Linked DNA regions of Homo sapiens: region 2 is linked to region 1. The links are chromatin contacts, found by Hi-C or POLR2A ChIA-PET in ENCODE. All regions are on one chromosome and are shown on one strand. The core of a region is the stretch at or near the end of the contact, and the rest is flanking DNA. Distances in the headings are between cores, read along the strand shown.

The links. A loop is a pair of places that touch in the nucleus more often than their neighbours do. ChIA-PET counts read pairs that join two places held with the same protein, here RNA polymerase II (POLR2A). Pooled maps may share reads with other maps.
Region 2: a loop to region 1 is called in a map of posterior vena cava, with 2.5 times the contacts of the local background. The contact joins two enhancer-like sites. A Hi-C loop is called at or near these places in 7 of 168 maps with a recorded cell type or tissue (Caco-2, IMR-90, PC-9 and 3 more) and 3 of 50 pooled maps. POLR2A ChIA-PET finds 5 or more read pairs at or near these places in 4 of 52 experiments (AG04450, BJ, MCF 10A and 1 more).

Annotation. Positions count from the first base shown.
Region 1 is chr3:86,935,617-86,938,804 of GRCh38, forward strand. It overlaps VGLL3 (vestigial like family member 3), which reads right to left. Exons shown (of 4, transcript NM_016206.4): 4 at 2,357-3,188. Among named protein-coding and RNA genes, the nearest start is that of VGLL3, 54 kb to the right of the region's middle. Within about 2 kb of position 1,740, at least 7 of the 41 ENCODE cell types and tissues checked have a DNase peak (open chromatin) inside an H3K27ac peak, as active enhancers do; they include mammary epithelial cell, where a contact is called at or near this core.
Region 2 is chr3:86,976,631-86,979,818 of GRCh38, forward strand. VGLL3 (vestigial like family member 3) reads right to left here. Exons shown (of 4, transcript NM_016206.4): 2 at 1,896-2,172. Among named protein-coding and RNA genes, the nearest start is that of VGLL3, 13 kb to the right of the region's middle. Within about 2 kb of position 1,486, at least 5 of the 41 ENCODE cell types and tissues checked have a DNase peak (open chromatin) inside an H3K27ac peak, as active enhancers do; they include mammary epithelial cell, where a contact is called at or near this core.

The sequences.
Region 1 (3,188 bases), core at 490-2,989:
CATAACAAGAGTCACCTTTGCTCCAGTACCCAACAAGTTCCTCCTCTCCATCTGAGACCATCTCGTCTTGGATTTCATTGTCCATATCACTATCAGCCTTTTGATCAAAGCTAGTCAACAAATCTCTAGGAAGTTCCAAACTTTCCCATATTTTCCTGTCTTCTTCTGACCCCTCCAAACTGTTCCAACCTCTGCCTGTTACCCATTTCCAAAGTTGCTTCCACATTATTGGGTATCTTTTCAGCAGTGCCCCCACTCTACTGGTACCAATTTACTGTATTAGCCCATTTTCGTGCTGCTGATTTCATACCCGAGACTGGGCAATTTACAAAAGAAAGAGGTTTAATGAACTTACAGTTCCACATGATTGGGGAGGCCTCACAATCATGGTGGAAGGCAAGGAAGAGCAAGTTACATATTACATGGATGGCAGCATACAAAGAGATAGCTTGTGCAAGGAAACTCCCCTTTGTAAAACTATCAGATCTTGTGAGACTCATTCACTATCACAAGAACAGCACTGGGTCCCTTCCACAATTCTTGGTAATTATAGGAGCTACAAGATGAAATTTGAGTGGGTGCTCAGGGCCAAATTATATCAGTGCCCTTCAGAATGAACTTAACTGATGATTTCCTCAATTACTGAAAAGTTAGATTAATTAAAGAGCAACAACAATATTTACTTAGTGATAAGTAAATTAAATACTTAATTCTAGTAACAACTCTGTGAAGTAGTTTCCTTTAATATCTTCATTTGATGGCTGGGCTCAGTGGCTCACGCTTGTAGTCCCAGCACTTTGGGAGGCTAAGGCAGGCAGATCACAAGGTCAGGAGTTCGAGACGAGTCTGGCCAGTGAAACCCAGTCTCTACTAGAAATACAAAAATTAGCTGGGCATGGTGGCAGGCACCTGTAATCCCAGCTACTTGGGAGGCTGAGGCAGGAGAATCCCTTGAATTCAGGAGGCAGAAGTTGCGGTGAGCCGAGATCCAGCCACTGCACTCTAGCCTGGGTGACAGAGCTAGACTCCCGCTCAAAAAAAAAAAAAAAAAAAAAATCTTCATTTTACATACAGATGACCACACTGTGACTTAAAGAGGTGAAGAAAATTATCCAAAATATACAGCTTCTAAGTAGCATTGCTGAAACTCAACCCCCATTTTTATATTGCTAACAGCTTCTCAAATAATGCTATCTGCATATTGCTATTTGTGAGAATCACTTGAGGTGAATTCATGTAATACTCATGATAGATCAATGACTTTCATTAAATATTGGTTCCTATTTCTTTGTATTTATATAGCACTTTATTTTTCCCAAATCAGTTTAGATTTATTTCACTTGATCTTCCTTGGACAGATAAACAGAAATATAAGATTAAATAATATCAACAAATCACCAGTGGAAATGGTCCTAGGATGTGGGCCTTCTCTCTTCATATTTGGTACCTTCTTTCCTTCAAACCTTCAATTCTTCAAGATACCATAAGAAGAAACTTTGAATTTTAACTTTTCTTGTGTCCTCCCTCCATTTTCGGGCTCTGAGGAAAGGCATATGAAAATAGGGCATATGCTTATTTTCATAAAAGGATGAGTGCCTTGATGTTACAGAACCTGATAGCACACACTTAAAATGATTATTTTGCCATCTTTGGAATCATCATGGCTGGAGGGCCACTCACAACAGGACTTTTCCTCTTCTTGCAATGATAAGCCTTAATGGAATCTGGCCTGCAGAGTGTCTGGGCTGTGTGTGAGCCTGATGTCAGATCAAGTCCAAGCAAGTTCCCCGAAGCTCAGGCTTTACAACATCGTGTAACTCAGAAACATTCCATCAAGCCACCACCCACCTTTTCCAGTGGGAATCTACTAAAATGATTTTCTTGGAAGCAGTGTGGAAGTAGGGGGAAGGGTGTTAAATTTGTGCTTTTGGAGTGGATTGTAGATGGGTGAGTGGGTGGAGAAAAGAGCGGGGGGGGGGGCGGGAATTAAAAGCAAAGATGGAAAAAATAACCACACTGCCACCAAAATATTCTGCTCAAGGATGAGGGAGTTCACCCTACAGCTGTTAGCGCTGTTCAGCATATTTTGCATATTTATATATACCAAGTATTTCCAAACAGCCTTGTGTTTGTTTTAAAATCCCACACGGAGATGTCTGGTAAAGCTGTCACTGCAGAAACTTCATGGTGAAGTTTGTAAGACTACTTTCAAAATTCTTTATATGCATCATAAACTGAGCAGAAGAGCTATTGTCATTAACCACATTATAGAGAAATCTAAACTAATCTGCCTACCCATCAGACAACACTCAGAACAAAGCACCCATGTTCTAAGACAAAGAAAGAACCTCGTTGATTGAAGCCAATTTTTTTTATTGTTGGTGTAATTTGTTTAACACAAAATGGCACATAGCATGATATCATGTCACCCATTGATCCTTGATTAGTCCTGAAGTTATCAAAGTATGATTTTTCTTTATTTCTGTTGACTCTAATCTTTGACTTAACGATATTTTCCCAGACTTACTGAGTTATAATTGACACATAAAAGTTATATATATTTAAGGTATACGATATGATGATTTGATATAGGTAAACATTGTGTAATCATTATCACAATCAAATTAATTAATACAACCATAACTAGAAGTATTTTTTGTAAGAAAAATGATAACACTGGACAGATTTTTCATGTAGCCATTTTCTTTTGGAAACATAAAATACCACAAAACCATACATAGCTCATTTGAAAAAGATTCTTAAGCTTTCAACAGAAGGAATAGGGGAGTTTAAAGCTATATTTTCCTTTTAGCAAGATCCACAAGAAAGGATAGAGTGTCATGCTTAAAGGGGAACAGATTTTGTATTTTTTGGCAAGATATTAAATCCTCTGTTGCTATATTTGGCTCTCTGCAAATAGTCTCTTGTACAAGTGCAAAGCAAAGATCAATGCTGATGTTCTTCATTCAGTCACAGCCAAACTTGGTATGGAAAGTAAAACAGTTGTGCTTGAGTGTTGTTTCGAACAAAGTCTTGCAGCTCATTTATTGATCAGCAGCATTCCAGAGTATGGATACCTTCTTTACACATTAAATCTATCAAAACATGTTTGCTTTTCCATAACAGTTTTCCACTGCTTAACTGATAGCAGATGGAGTGATTCAATCTGGACAAAAGTGTTAAAGCTT
Region 2 (3,188 bases), core at 236-2,735, 41 kb after region 1:
CTTGTGTAATGTGTTTTGCAAATTACAGAGAAAATGCTGATGTGTTGTAGGGTTTCTGCACATTCACAACATCCCACTAAAAATTATTTTGAATATGATTCTATAGACAATCACTCTCACACCAAGAAATAATTTGGGACATTAATTCTGATTTTTCAGTTTAAATGATAGCAAGGTTGCATATGCCCATGTGCTAAAAGAAGTAGACATTATATTTATTACTCTCCTGGCACTGATTATCTTAATAGGATTCATTATTGATATATCAAATTATTTATTAAAGCCATCTAACTCACTAATGTTTTCCTATTTTCTTCCTCTACAAATTATTAAAATTATTCATCACGTCCTGTTAAATAGGACATTAGTCTATTACATAAGCATCATAGGCTTCCAAGGACTAAGTCTCAGTTCTCATAGTAAGCCCATATTATTTACTAATCAAATAACTAGTATGTTTTTCAGTTCATTTCCATCAAGGCCTTGGATATTTTATTTGTATTCCACCTTCCCCTTTATAGTCACTGTTTAGTGTTGTTTATATTTACTAAAAAGAAAAGTAAAGAAGCAAAGAAAAAAAAGAAGGAGAGGAGAGGAGAAGAGGCAAACAGGGAGGGAAGGAAGGAGAGAGGGTAAGAAGGGAGGGAGGGAGAGAAGAAAAGAAAGGTCAAGTAGGTAAGAAAAGATCAGGCCCAGCAATTCCATGTGGCCAGGACTTCTACAGTAGAGCAGAACCATTCCTGTGCTGCCCAGAAGGTACCACTAGTCACTGCTCACTGCTCACCTGGCCCTGCCCACAGGTAGCCAGCTTTTCCTCATGATAGGAATTACCCAGAGCCCTTGTTAAAGTGTGATTCCCACACCTTCCTATGAAGATTCTAGTTCAATAGATTCGAGATAAGGGGGTCCTGCAAACTGTCCTTAACAGGACTAGATCAATGATTATCAAACTCTGCACTGGAGTCACTGGGAGGGCTGGTTAAAACACAGATTGCCCCACCCCAGAGCTTCTGATTCTGCAGGTCTGGGGTGGAGCCCAAGAATTCGCACTTCTAACAAGCTCCCATGTGGCACTGATGTTCCTGGTCAGGAAAATCACACCTCGAGAACCATTTTACTAGATCATTCCTATAACCAGGTGAATTTGGAAGAAATCACCACTGTAGCAAATTTCTCTGAAGCTGTCATTGGAATGACGTATTATGTTTTTATCTAACCCTGTAATTACCCTGATTTAGATGTCACCAATAATTTTCTATGAGTCAGAAATCAGTTTCAAACACATCTCTGTGAGCTCGATACAGAGAGAAATAAAGGAGTCCAATGTGCTGCTCTTTCTTTATCAAGGTAAAAACACTAGTTTAAGCCATGTGGATGCTGCCAAAATGCCTAGAGTGTATACTATAAAGAGTTAATACAATAACAAATCAGGATAAAGAAGCCTATTCAAAGAACACAGACAGCTTTCAATGTCTGTATTCCTGGGTCAGACTCAGGTCTCTGGTATGTCACCACATAGCACCTATTGGAATGAGCAAGAGCTAATTTTTTAAAAGCTGATTTAGACACGCCTATTATTTAGAGATCCAAATTGGGCCACTGGGGCTTTAGGAATGGTACTTCGCAGCTCAGTGCAGCCACTATAAACTCAAGCCGGTTGTATCACTACTTTCCATGAGGAATTTAAGGGGTGTGACTGCATCCTTTCCAACCCTACATTCCACATGTGACAAAACCGATCCAGCTGTTTGTCTGAAAGAAATTCCTCACTGTCCTTAAATATTAAAAAGCAAGTGGATATCCATCCTCAGGGGCAAGTCTCCAGCTGGAACCTGGTACAGGCAGTTGCGAAACAAAGACAGTGCCCTGGAGAACATCTGCTTTTGAATTCTTACCTCGCCATAGGGGGGTTAGCCCCATCTTGCTTTTTGAAATGGCAGATTCTGGATGGAGGGTGATGGCTTGGCCCAAAGCTCTTGAGAAGTGTTCATCCACTACTGACCCAATGTCTCCCTGGAAATAAGTGAAAAGGACACAGCGAGAGTTAAGGTACTCCATCTCGGCAGGCTGGTCTTTCTCCTCCTCCTCCTCCTCCTCATCCTCCTCCTCTTGTTTGCTGGGAAGGGTGACTTCCAGAGAGTCCTGCATCTTGCTGAATACCGCTAACTTCTTCTGGGATGGAATAAACAAAACACAGTATCAAAGACAGTTTGTAGAAAAGCATTCACTAGTTAAGTTTTCACTTTTTTAAAAAAAGAATCTAAATATTAACATATGTTTGCAAACTGATTCTTCTTCATCTGTTTTACTCCATCTTTTTCCTCCCCAAACCAGTTGCCTCCTTCCCACACTAAAAAAAATACAACAAAAACTCTGTGATTCTACATTTGGCAAACGAACATAAAAGCCCATTATCAAATAGTATATTTTCAATACAAGATTTTGTTTTTGCTTTTGTTTTTGTTTTGCTTTTTGTTTTTTCATCTAGCTAGGCCAACAGGAGAATTACTTTTTTAAAAAGTTTTTCTTCCCAGTTTTGGTTTATTTTTAAAAATGCAATGTACAGCAGTGTTATGGTTTAGGACAGAGAGGAATGACTGTCTGGGGGTGGAGTGGAGAAGAAAAGAACTTTTCATAAATAAAATAAACTAAAATAAAAACAGGAATGTAGCATCTTATAAAAGGATTTGGCAGATGTGCTGAACTCATGTCTTCAAAAATCAAACTAAAATGGCAAAATAAGTCTGTGTGAAGATGCATTTTGCATGGAACATATTTTTTAGATGTTCCGTTTACCACCATTATCATGAGGGGAAAAGATTTCATTATGGCTTAGTGAAAATATTACAAAATACTAGTAGTGGGTTAATCTTTCAATTAAAAATGAGAAAGATTTGTTAATTTAAAATGTTTAAAAATATAATTCTAATAATAATATACATTATTTCAGACATGTTTCTAAAACTTTATATTTATCACCTCACTTAATCTTTACAATTCTATAACATGGCTATTAATACTATCCATATTGTAAAGATTAAAAAGCTAAAGCACAGAAAAATTAAGTTACTTGCCAAAAGTCACAAATCATGTAAGCTGCAGAGTCAGAATGCATAAGAAAAACATACAGGTATAGACATGTGTGTGCATATATATGTTCTGAGGAATGGCAGGGAGGGATATCTAGC